2 separate regions of the Homo sapiens genome follow, and region 1 is linked to region 2. A link is a loop called in an ENCODE intact Hi-C map of the cell type or tissue named here. Cell type or tissue: CD14-positive monocyte. All regions are shown on one strand. Region 1 overlaps ASB2 (ankyrin repeat and SOCS box containing 2). Region 2 holds the start of BTBD7 (BTB domain containing 7).

Region 1 (5,000 bases), 640 kb before region 2:
GTCACCTCCTACAGGGTTATGTAGGGGCAGTCACACCCCTACTCCATACAAAGAGAAGAGCCCTGTCTTGTGGAGTCAGCTGGGGCCTGCAGCCCTGAGCACACCTCTTGAGTCACCTCCAGCAGCCCCAGCCCAGCCTTGGAAGCCCCAAGGCCCTGGCACCCGAAAGCCGGGAGCTTGAAATCAGCATCAAAAGGTCTGAGATGACGCAGCCGGTGGTGGTGGTGGCTGGGGGTAAACTGGAAGCTTGGCCTTTGTGGGTGCTTTCCTTAGCTGATGGTGTGGGTCTGAGCAAAGGCTCAAACTCCTAGCAGCTGTGAGGCCCTAGACACCAGGCCCCAGGGCAGCCAGAGGCTTGAGAGCACTGCCCCCATGGCCAAAGGCCCACCCTGGCTACGACTTGGCCACTCATAGGGGTCAAGGGCAAGGTGGCTGGGATTCCATCCCCCCTTCCTTACCAAGGTCAGAGCATTTCTTAGCCAGAGCAGAGATGAAGCCTCCAGAGGGATGAGGTTTAGGGTCACGGAGCAACTGACTCCTTGCCATGCCCTTAATGTTGTGTCAGAGGGCCTGATGAAGACGGCGCAGGCTGACGTGGTCTCAACCTCTGTACCACATACATTCCAGGCCTTAGTCTCCTCATCCGCGCCATGGGAAGACCACTCTTCTCCCTAGTACTGAAAAAGTAAAATGAGGCAACCTATGAAAGTGGCCTGGATGGAGACAGGACAAGGACCCACAGGCACCAGCTTAATTTTTATTGATTAGGTTCTAAAACAACAGGACCCGGGAAGGGAAGAGAACAATGTCCTACACCTCCGAGCACTCCAGCTGGAAGCGTTTCCTTGGGTTTCCTAGGACCACCCTGGATCCTGGGGGGAAAGGCAGATCAGAAAGATAAGTTTTGGCAGAAGGAGAGAGCATTGCAAGGAAGGAGGTCGAGCGCCCTGGGTGCCAAGGAACAGCCCAGTTCCTGACTCCTCGTGTGTCCCCAGGCTAGCCCAAGCAGCCAGGTTTCAGGATTGCCTTAGCTACGGGTCATGTGATATTTGGGAGACCTTGAAGCTTTTGGAGTAGATTTATAGAAAGTATGTATATGTGTGTATATTATATATATAATATATATTATATTATTAATATAAAAATATATAATTACCTATTATATACTTATATGTTATATGTTATTATGTGTGTATATTATATAATATATATAATACATGTAGCGTGTATGTAGTGTTTTTGAATATGAACACACATACACACACACACATAGTCTTCAGTTTGATTCTGGCCTTCACTCAAATCTTGAAAAACATCCGGTGGTTGCTATTCATTGTGTGGGATGAATACTTGGTGTAAAATCAGATGTAGCCTCTAGTCTCTTCCTTGTCACTTTTTCCCTTAGTGTGCCTCAGTCTCCTCATCTATAGAATAGGAACTATAATACGCTTATAGATTTATTATGTGGTTCAAACTAAAGACAAATATGAGAGAGAAATTCACTGCAAGGGAAGGTGTTATGGTTATGATTCTCCCCATACCTGCTGCAGTGGGACGTAGTGACCTGAGGGTGACACATGGATCTGAACCACAGGCTTTGCATAAGAGCTAAACCTAAAAGGTACAAGTGAACCCTAACCAAAATACTCATGCAGCACTTGCTCTGTGTTCAGCACCATTAAATGAATTACGTGCTCACTAAATGGCTGCTCTTGTCATTTGTTGGCAGTCACCTCGTGCAGAAATTCAAGCCTCCAAAGTCTAGGGCAGCAGATGATGTGAGCAGAGAGGGCAGGGGGACAGGAGGGTTCCTGGAGAGTGGGGAATTTGAAAGGAGTGTGCAGAATCCATCCTGCACCCAAGCTGGCTTCGGGGGAGGGCGTGGAGATCCCCTTCCTCCCCAAGCTCCAGCCCCATGATTGACCCTTGGGACCACCCGGCAGGCTCTGCGCACAGCCCGGGGAGCTGACAGTCACAGCGGCAGTTTTGACCACAGCTGTCACGCGAAGGCTGGGCTTGGGGCTCATTTTCACTTTCACTCTCAATCTTGTTAAATGGAGGAGAGCTTGTGGGAATTCAAATCCCTTGGATGGAGCCTCCTAGAGAACCGCCAGCTGGGCACGAGTTTCAGGTAGCATCCTCCCAGCAGGAACAGGTTTAGGCTGTTTCACCCACTTTCTGGGATCACGGCAGAGAATCGCAGCATCTTGGGACCTGTGGAATAACACGAGCAGATTTTTAGGGGCCACCGGCTGTGTGCCAGGTGCTCCACATTTATACCTGTCACCTAATTTCACCTGACAACACCTCCACAGGCAGGATGCCATTAATATCTTCATTTTATAGATGAGCAAAGTGAGGCACCGAGTAACCTGCTTCACATCACGTGGCCAGGAGGTGGCAGAGCTAGGGTTGAGTATAGGCAGTGGGGCACTCGGGCCGTGCCACCGTCTACCACTGTGCAGTAAACTTCTCCATAACAGCTGTGCTTCCAAGGGCTTGAAGCACTGTCATGATCCTATCGTTCATTCACCCGTCTGTCCAGCATTTATTCAATACCTATTGTGTACCTGACTTTGGGTTAGTTCCTGGGGTTACAACATGAGTGCGACATAGTCCTGCTCCTCAGAAGTTTCTAGACTTTCTAGAGAGACAGGACCATAGCAGGCAGTCCAAGCAGTAGAATGTGAAGGGGGCCCTTGGAGGCAGCAGAGGACTCTCAGCCATCAGGGAGGCTTCCTGGTAGAGGAGATGCTGGAGCTGTTTCTGGAAGGGCACCTTCAGGGCAGGGTAGGCTGACGAGCAGCTCCATCCACAAACACAGCCAAGGATGCTAAGTGGCTTGTGCAGCCTCACATGTCCGACCCAAGTCCCTGGCATGACCCAAGCCTCTGGTGGAGCTTGGTGTGGTGGAGGATGGCTGCCAGCCTCCTTCTTGGCCCCGCCTTCCCAGCTGTGTCTCCTCTAGCCCCCAGTTTTCTGCTAAGACATCTGGAGAGTGACCACCTCCCACCCCAGCCCCTCAAACAACCACATAGACCCACCCCATCCACCGCCAGTTCCCGGGCAGACCCTGGCTGTCTGCAAACCTGGGTTGGTAGAGAGGGGAAGGTACTAGGAGGAAAAGACCACTTTTTAAATGCAATTTTGGTCCTCACTATAACCCTGCCAGGGTCCATGTCTCTTTTCCCATTTCACAGATGTGGAGACTAAGGCCCAACTTAGAAGAGAGCCGGCTGTGAATGAACCAGGTACTGCTCTGAGTGGATTTGCCTGAGTAATTTACGTGGATTAACCTAAGTAACCCTGTCACAGCCACTTTACAGATGTCACCTGGGGAAAGATGGGGCTTCTCAAGAACCAATGTTTGGGGTTCTGCAAAGAGGGCAGGAGAGGCACTCCTGAAGGCCCTGCGGGGCCAGGCCTCCCTTGCTCCACACTGGCCTTGGACTGGCCCCTCCCTCTACCAGGAAGCCTCCCTGATGGCTGGGCAAGGCCTATTAGACTCCTGCTTTCCTTGGGAAAGGGCTATTTTTGATTCCAATCAGCCTCCCAGAGTGTCCCTTGAGGCTGCTGGCCTCCCTCCAAGACTTAGGCCCAGAAGGCCGCCCAACCCCCAGACAGAGGTCTCAGAAATCAAGCTGGGCAGCATCTTCATGACAAGGGGAAACTGAGGTCCAAAGAGGGGCAAGGCATCACCCGAATCAATGCCCTCTCCCAAGAGATAGGTGCTCTGACCTTGTCCATTTTACAGATGGAGAAACTACTATTCCAGAGGCTCTCCCGGCTAACAACCAGCAAAGCTGGGATGTGAACTCAGTCAGGCTGGCTCCACACGCTGCTTCATAACTTCCCCCTCGTGCCAGGGCTGAGCAGCACCACCTGTCCCCCAGGAGACGCCGCCATAGCATCCCTGACAGCTGTCACCAGCCTACGACTGCATCCGTTCAGGGACAGGGAGTTTCCTGTCCTGAAGCGGCCCGTGCATTGCACACTTACTAACAGCCAGACCCACAGCTGAGCCTGTACACACATGAACCCTTTTGACTCTACCACCAACCCCATAATAACACTGGCTAATATCTCCATTTTGTGCATTTTATCCATTTTACCCATAAAGGTGGGTAACTTACCCAAGAACCCTTGAAGGCTGAGGACCTCAGTGGGAAAAGCAAGAGATATGTGGGTCCACAGTGGGGTAGGAAATTTGCCTCTTCAAAGGCAGAGTCCCTCTCTCTCAAGTAAACTCCATAACAGCTGTGCTTCCAAGGGTTTGAGCACTGTTGTGGTCCTATCATTCACCTGTCCATCTAGCATTTATTAAATACCTTTTGTGTACCCAGCCTTGGGTTAGGTCCTGGGGTTACGAGTATGACATAGTCCTGCTCCTCAGAAGTTTCCAGACTTTCTAGGGAGACAGGCCTCTAGCAGGTAGTCCAAGGAGTAGACTTTCTCAAGGTCCTGTCAAGGTTAAACCCTTCTCCTCCCTCTGCGTGTACCCTCCATGCAGCAGGCAAAGAGGCTGGTATGGTGCCCAGGGCACAGATATAGGCCAGGGGGTGCTGGGCAGCTGGGAGGATAGCTGGCTGCAGCTGGATGAGGACAGATCTGCTCCAAACCCATGTGTGTGTCAGTTGCTTGGGTCAGTGTTCCTGGAATTGCCAGAAAGAGCATTGGATTTGAGGTTGGAAGATCAGGCTTCAAATCCCAGCTTTCTATATGTCTCTCCTCCTATAAACCCTTCCCCTCCCGCTCTAAACCTTACCTGCCTCATCTGTAGAATGGGACCAATAACGTATGCGCATCAGGGTCCTTTTGGAAGGAGAGGGGCTGTAGAGGAATTAAGTTAATTCAGTGAAAATCTTCCTACCTTCCAGGGCTGTGTGAGGTAATGACATGGATAATTGGCCAATGTAAAGTCTCTGAGTGGTGTCAACCCATGGGAGAGGCTTGGGAAGGGCCTGGTAAGTCTGGAATTAGCTTCGGGATTGGTGATTCTG
Region 2 (5,000 bases):
ACAAGGTACTTATCACTGTTCTGGGGTTTTCAATCCTCTTCACCTTTTAGACTTCAGGAAATTCAGAAAAATGCATGAAAACAGGATTGTTACATGCAGAGAAATAGGGGGAGATAAAATTTGTCTTTTCTCCTTAATTTCAAAAACCCAGCTTCCATCCTGTATTTCCAGGAAGATGAGTGTGGGAATGGGTTTCAGTGGATGGTTATGTGTGGTAAAAAAGGGGGGTACAAAGGAAGGAAAAGACTGGAGTGACAGACCATGGAATATACCATGAAATGTTGATTACTCTTATTTTCAACATAGATGACCAGGTGGATGGGATGCCATTCACTGATGGAGGGAGTGGAGAAAGGAACAAAACATAAATTCAGGACTTTTGGTTGAAAGCCACAGAAGTTCACTGTTTTTACCCATTTCCAACTAACTTAAGATAAAAAGAGGTGTTAGGGCAACTTAATGGCTTCTAAAAATGAAAAGACCAGGGATGGGTTGGTTTCAGGCCCAGGTAGGCCCAGGTATTCAAATGATGTCATGGTTTTCCTTTCTCTCACTTTGTTTCTTTGTTTATGGTCTTCCTCCTTTCCTACCGCACATGGCTTTCTCCTCATTGGCAAACAAAGCCAATTTACATGTCCTTTCGAGTCATAATCCCGGAGAAATAGAGTAAGAAGAAACATCTCCTCTGAGAGTGTGGCAAAAATTTCCAGAAAAGGTTCTGGTTGACCTATTTGTGTCATATGGCCATCCAGATCTATCTGATTCTAGAATGCATGCTGTTAACCACTACTTAGTACCATCTTAACACTAGCCTTAAAAAAATGTTTTTCACTCTGTCTTCTTATTTAGATTCTAAGCTCCTTAAGTACAAAGATCCATTTATTTTTTACCCCCAGCATGTAGTACCGTGCTTGGCACATGGTACTGGATACTTTAAATGTGTATCGGACTGAACTAAAATAAACATCTAAATTCTGATGAGTGTGTAAACTGAGCTAATTCAGGATCTCAAAAGTACAGTTAAATGGTATAATAAGGAAACAGTGAATGAATTAAAGGGTAGAAAAAAATCATGGATCACTTACAAATGGTTTCTAGATCCAAACAGTCTACTAGAAGTCTCCAGCTGTGCAGATAGACAAAAGGACAAGGTGCAACCAGCAGACCTTACTTGGCTTTTCAAAAAGTTTTAGATTTCCACATCAAAGGCTGTTAGAAAAAGTGTTATCCTGAAATTACTTAGAATTCTATTGTTGTTGATACCATTTTAATTTTGTTTTTTAAATTGTGGCTAGGAAATAGAAGCAAAGTCAAGTAATAAAGGTTAGTAATAAGTGTAAACAGTGGGGACTGATCTTATTTAACATTTCCATAAATTATAAAGAAGCAGTGTTTACACACCGCTTTTTAGTTTGCTAATCATAGCTCTTTCAGTTAATGCAATACAGTCATCCCCCATATACTATATACGTGGGATTGGTTCCAGGACCCACCACATATACCCCAATCCAAGCATACTCAAGTCTGCCTGTCCGTCCTGTGGAATGTGAGTATAAGAAAAGTCGGCCCTCTCAATACGGTGTTTAGAATCCCATGTACCAGGTTGCATTGATCGATCCGCACAGTTCAAACCCGTGTTGTTCAAGTGTTAACTGTATTTAGCAAATTAAGACAAAGGTAAAATGATGGAAAATAACAGTAAATGGCTTGAATTTAGATAAGGTTCACTTACGCCTTTGGGGAAGTATAAAAGTGTGGAACAAGAGGTGGACACTCAGAGGTAATCATTGGCTCCAATTAGATGGACCTATTTCTTTTATATTTTCTCACTTTTCCATGCATTTCTTGTCTATCGCCCTGAGGCTGTATGTTCAACTGAAGTGACCCTTACCAGCTAGAGGGGAATTTCAGGCAAGGGACTGCTACAATCTCTGCTACAATCTCCAAACCTTCAAGGATTGGGTAAGAGGGTGAAAAGGGTGAGATGGGTAAAGAAAATGAAGTAATACAAATTGGAAAGAGCTATCCTTTTCAAGGAAGTAAGGTGATGAAGAATGAGGGTGAGGAAAATACAAATCTGAAGGAAGTCCAGAGGAAAACAACAATGATATTGTCTCCAACTGAATATGAAAAGCATAAAATAATGGAGGGTCAAGAGATGGTTAAAAACACATCACAAAATTCCAAATTGCTCTTATCCTTTGAAGCTTAGAGGTGGTTTCAGAACAACAACAACAAAAAACTGTGTGACACAAAACTTGTTAAACAATGGGTAGAGATTGAAAATGCAAATACAATACTTTCAAATAAATTCCCAGAGTTGCTAATGTCTATCAGAGGAAAAGGAGGTGTAACGGTGCCTCCTCACTGGGTTCAGAATGCCTGGGTTCTGATCTTGGCTTGCCTACTTGTTAGTATTTCTGAGCCTGTCTCCTTGGTTGTAAAACAGCAATAAAAACACCTATCCTGACTACCACAAAGGGTGGCTTTGGCGTTCAAATGAAACCATGGATCTCTCTGGAAAACGACAGTGCCCCATAAATACAGTATTTTTGTTATTGCATCGCTGAAATTATTGCAAACCCCCAAACAAGGGGCATCTAGGGAAGAGCGACTTGGCTCTCCCACGTGGCGACTGTGTGTTTTCATCAATTTTGTCCTTTGTTTACAGGGGTATCTTGTTAAGGAAAACTTTTCAGTGTCTTAAAGATTATTTTTTAACCTACTACACAAGTAGCAAGGTGGTGCCTGTAAAAGTACCATGCAGACAAGTGCTTACGATAGACAAGTGCTCACTGCCAAGAAGCAGCCACCGGAATGCCAGGACTGTCAGCAATGACTTTCCGCGGAAGAGTTGTTCTCGAGAAAGATGCACTCATTGCATGCGACCACCCGAGGGACGCCGGCCGCCGAACGGAAACATGAATTCGTGGAAATGGCCATCTGGTGACGTAGTAGTGACACAGTTCTTATATTCTGATACATTTAATAATGTGTCACAATTCGCTGGACTAAGCAGGATGCTGCCACAAGAGGCAAACTCCCAGCGACCCGACGCCCGGCTCCCAGCCGACGAGCAAAAATAATGCGCGCGCACTCCGCTCCCATGGATCCAGCGAACGCACCGCCCCCCCACGCGGCCCGACTCGCGCGGCGACGTCGGGCCACGTGACCCTGAGCGGGACGACGGCAGGGGAGGGCGGGGGCTCCGGCCGGCTCCGCAGCGCCGCGCAGGCGCCCCAGGGCCACGCCGAACCGAGCCCCTCCTGCTCCGTCTAGGAGTCAAAATGGCGGCGAGGGGAACCTGGAGCAGTCCCGGAGCCTGAGCCACTGACAGGAGAGGAGAGGGCGGCGGCGGCGGCGGTGGGAGGAGGATGGCCGGGGGTGCTGGCGCCGGTGCGGACGGCGGTGCTGGTGGCGGCGGCGGCGGAGGCGACGGCAGCGGTCCCAGCGGCAGCAGCAGCGGCGGGAGGAGCCTCCGGGGTGAGTGTCCCTTGGTGTCTCTGAGGCTGTGGAGCCGAGGCTGTGTCCGGTGTGGCGCGGGGCGTCCGGGAGAGGAAGGGGCTGTTCTTAGGCGTGGGGGCGCCGGGGCTGGGGCCAAGCCGCCGCGGGAGGCGCTGGGGCGCCGGGCGGGGAGGGGCCAGTCGTCCGTCTGGGGCTGAGGCGCGGCGGCGCCGGACTGGCCGGTCTCTGTGCGCTCCGAGGGGCGGGCTGGAGCGCGCCGCCGTCCCTGGGGCAGGGGCGCGAGGTGTGGCGCTCGGGGCGGGGAGAGCGGCCCGAGGGAGTCGCGACGGCAGCCCGGCCGGCTTTGGGCTCCGGGCGCCGAGGGGCGGGACCCGTCGCTCCCAGGACGCTGAGAAACCGCTCCCGAGACGGGGGCGCGTGTTTACCCGGGTGCGGGGTTGCGACCGCCAGGGGTGGGCGTGAGAGTGGCCGGCGGGGTCTGGGAAGGGAGCAGGCCTGAGGACTGCTACTCCCAGGGGAAGTTAGATTGTCCGGGTAAGTTACTATTGCGGGATAAACCTGGAATTGAGCTTTGACAGGTTGGGAGGGAGACAATACCGAGTGTTTGATAAAGAAGAGGAGGCTGTGCTTGTTGGACTACTTGAATGGCAAAAAGTGTGCATATTTCAGTACCTTATTTGCACAGTGTTTGCTAGCTTTACCCCGAGGGTGAGAACTTTCTCACCGTTTTTCAAGAAACTCTGAGGAGTGTTGTTTCTCCTGTGAACTACAATTGCACGTCTTCACATACCAGCACAGATAATAAGTACTCTGGAGTAGGCCTAATTTACAGAAGCAGTCTTGGTTATCTACACCAGAGCACTGTTAACTCTGCGAAAACATCTTACTGTAATGAGAAAGTAGACATTTTTACAGAATTACTTAGCTTTTTCAACTAACAACCTTTTTGGGGGGGGGGAGACGGAGTCTCGCTCTGTCACCCAGGCTGGAGAACAGTGGTGCGATCTCGACTCACTGCAACCTCCGCCTCTCAGGTTCAAGCGATTCTCCTGTCTCAGCCTCCCAAGTAGCTGGGATTACAGGCGCCCGCTGCCACGCCCGGCTAGTTTTTGTATTTTTAATAGAGACGTGGTTTCACCATGTTGGCCAGACTGGTCTCGAGCTCCTGACCTCTGGTGATCCGCCCGCCTCGTCCTTCCGAACTACTGGGATTGCAGGCGTGAGCCACCGCGCCCGGTCTGGTCAACTAACAATCTTTTGTCCCTAATAGCATCTGTTTCCTTTAGATTGCTGAAATGAATTGCTTTCTTCCTGAAATGTGGAAGAAAGACTTGAAATTGCTTTGCAAGAATCATACGTTGTTAATAGCAACTGTTATTAGACTTGTCATGGAATTTTGGAGTCAGAAAAACTTTTAGAGATCTAAAGGTGTGAATATTGTTTTAGAGCCGGGAAACCAGACCCAGAGAGGCGAGTGACTTGTTGTGGATCCTACAGCTGGCGATGGATTAGACCAAAACTAAGATGTAGGCCTC

Evidence for each region. Peaks named below come from ENCODE experiments on the same cell type or tissue, not always from the same donor. Only the 100,000 strongest peaks of a DNase experiment are listed, where the experiment ranks them.
Region 1: it touches region 2 in a loop (6-fold over the local background); 2 of 110 quality-filtered maps call a loop at or near these places.

The regions. Positions count from the first base shown.
Region 1 is chr14:93,968,171-93,973,170 of GRCh38, reverse strand. The region is part of intron 1 of ASB2 (ankyrin repeat and SOCS box containing 2); the gene reads left to right. Among named protein-coding and RNA genes, the nearest start is that of ASB2, 5.9 kb to the left of the region's middle. In CD14-positive monocyte, CTCF peaks have their summits at 2,158 and 2,363 (motif pointing right); DNase peaks (open chromatin) are centred at 1,980, 2,420 and 3,930; H3K4me3 peaks cover 1,196 bases; H3K27ac peaks cover 1,483 bases.
Region 2 is chr14:93,331,303-93,336,302 of GRCh38, reverse strand. BTBD7 (BTB domain containing 7) reads left to right here and starts at 3,267. Exons shown (of 11, transcript NM_001002860.4): 1 at 3,267-3,483. It also overlaps a transcript of UNC79 not described here. In CD14-positive monocyte, a CTCF peak has its summit at 3,017; a DNase peak (open chromatin) is centred at 3,112; H3K4me3 peaks cover 2,752 bases; H3K27ac peaks cover 2,723 bases.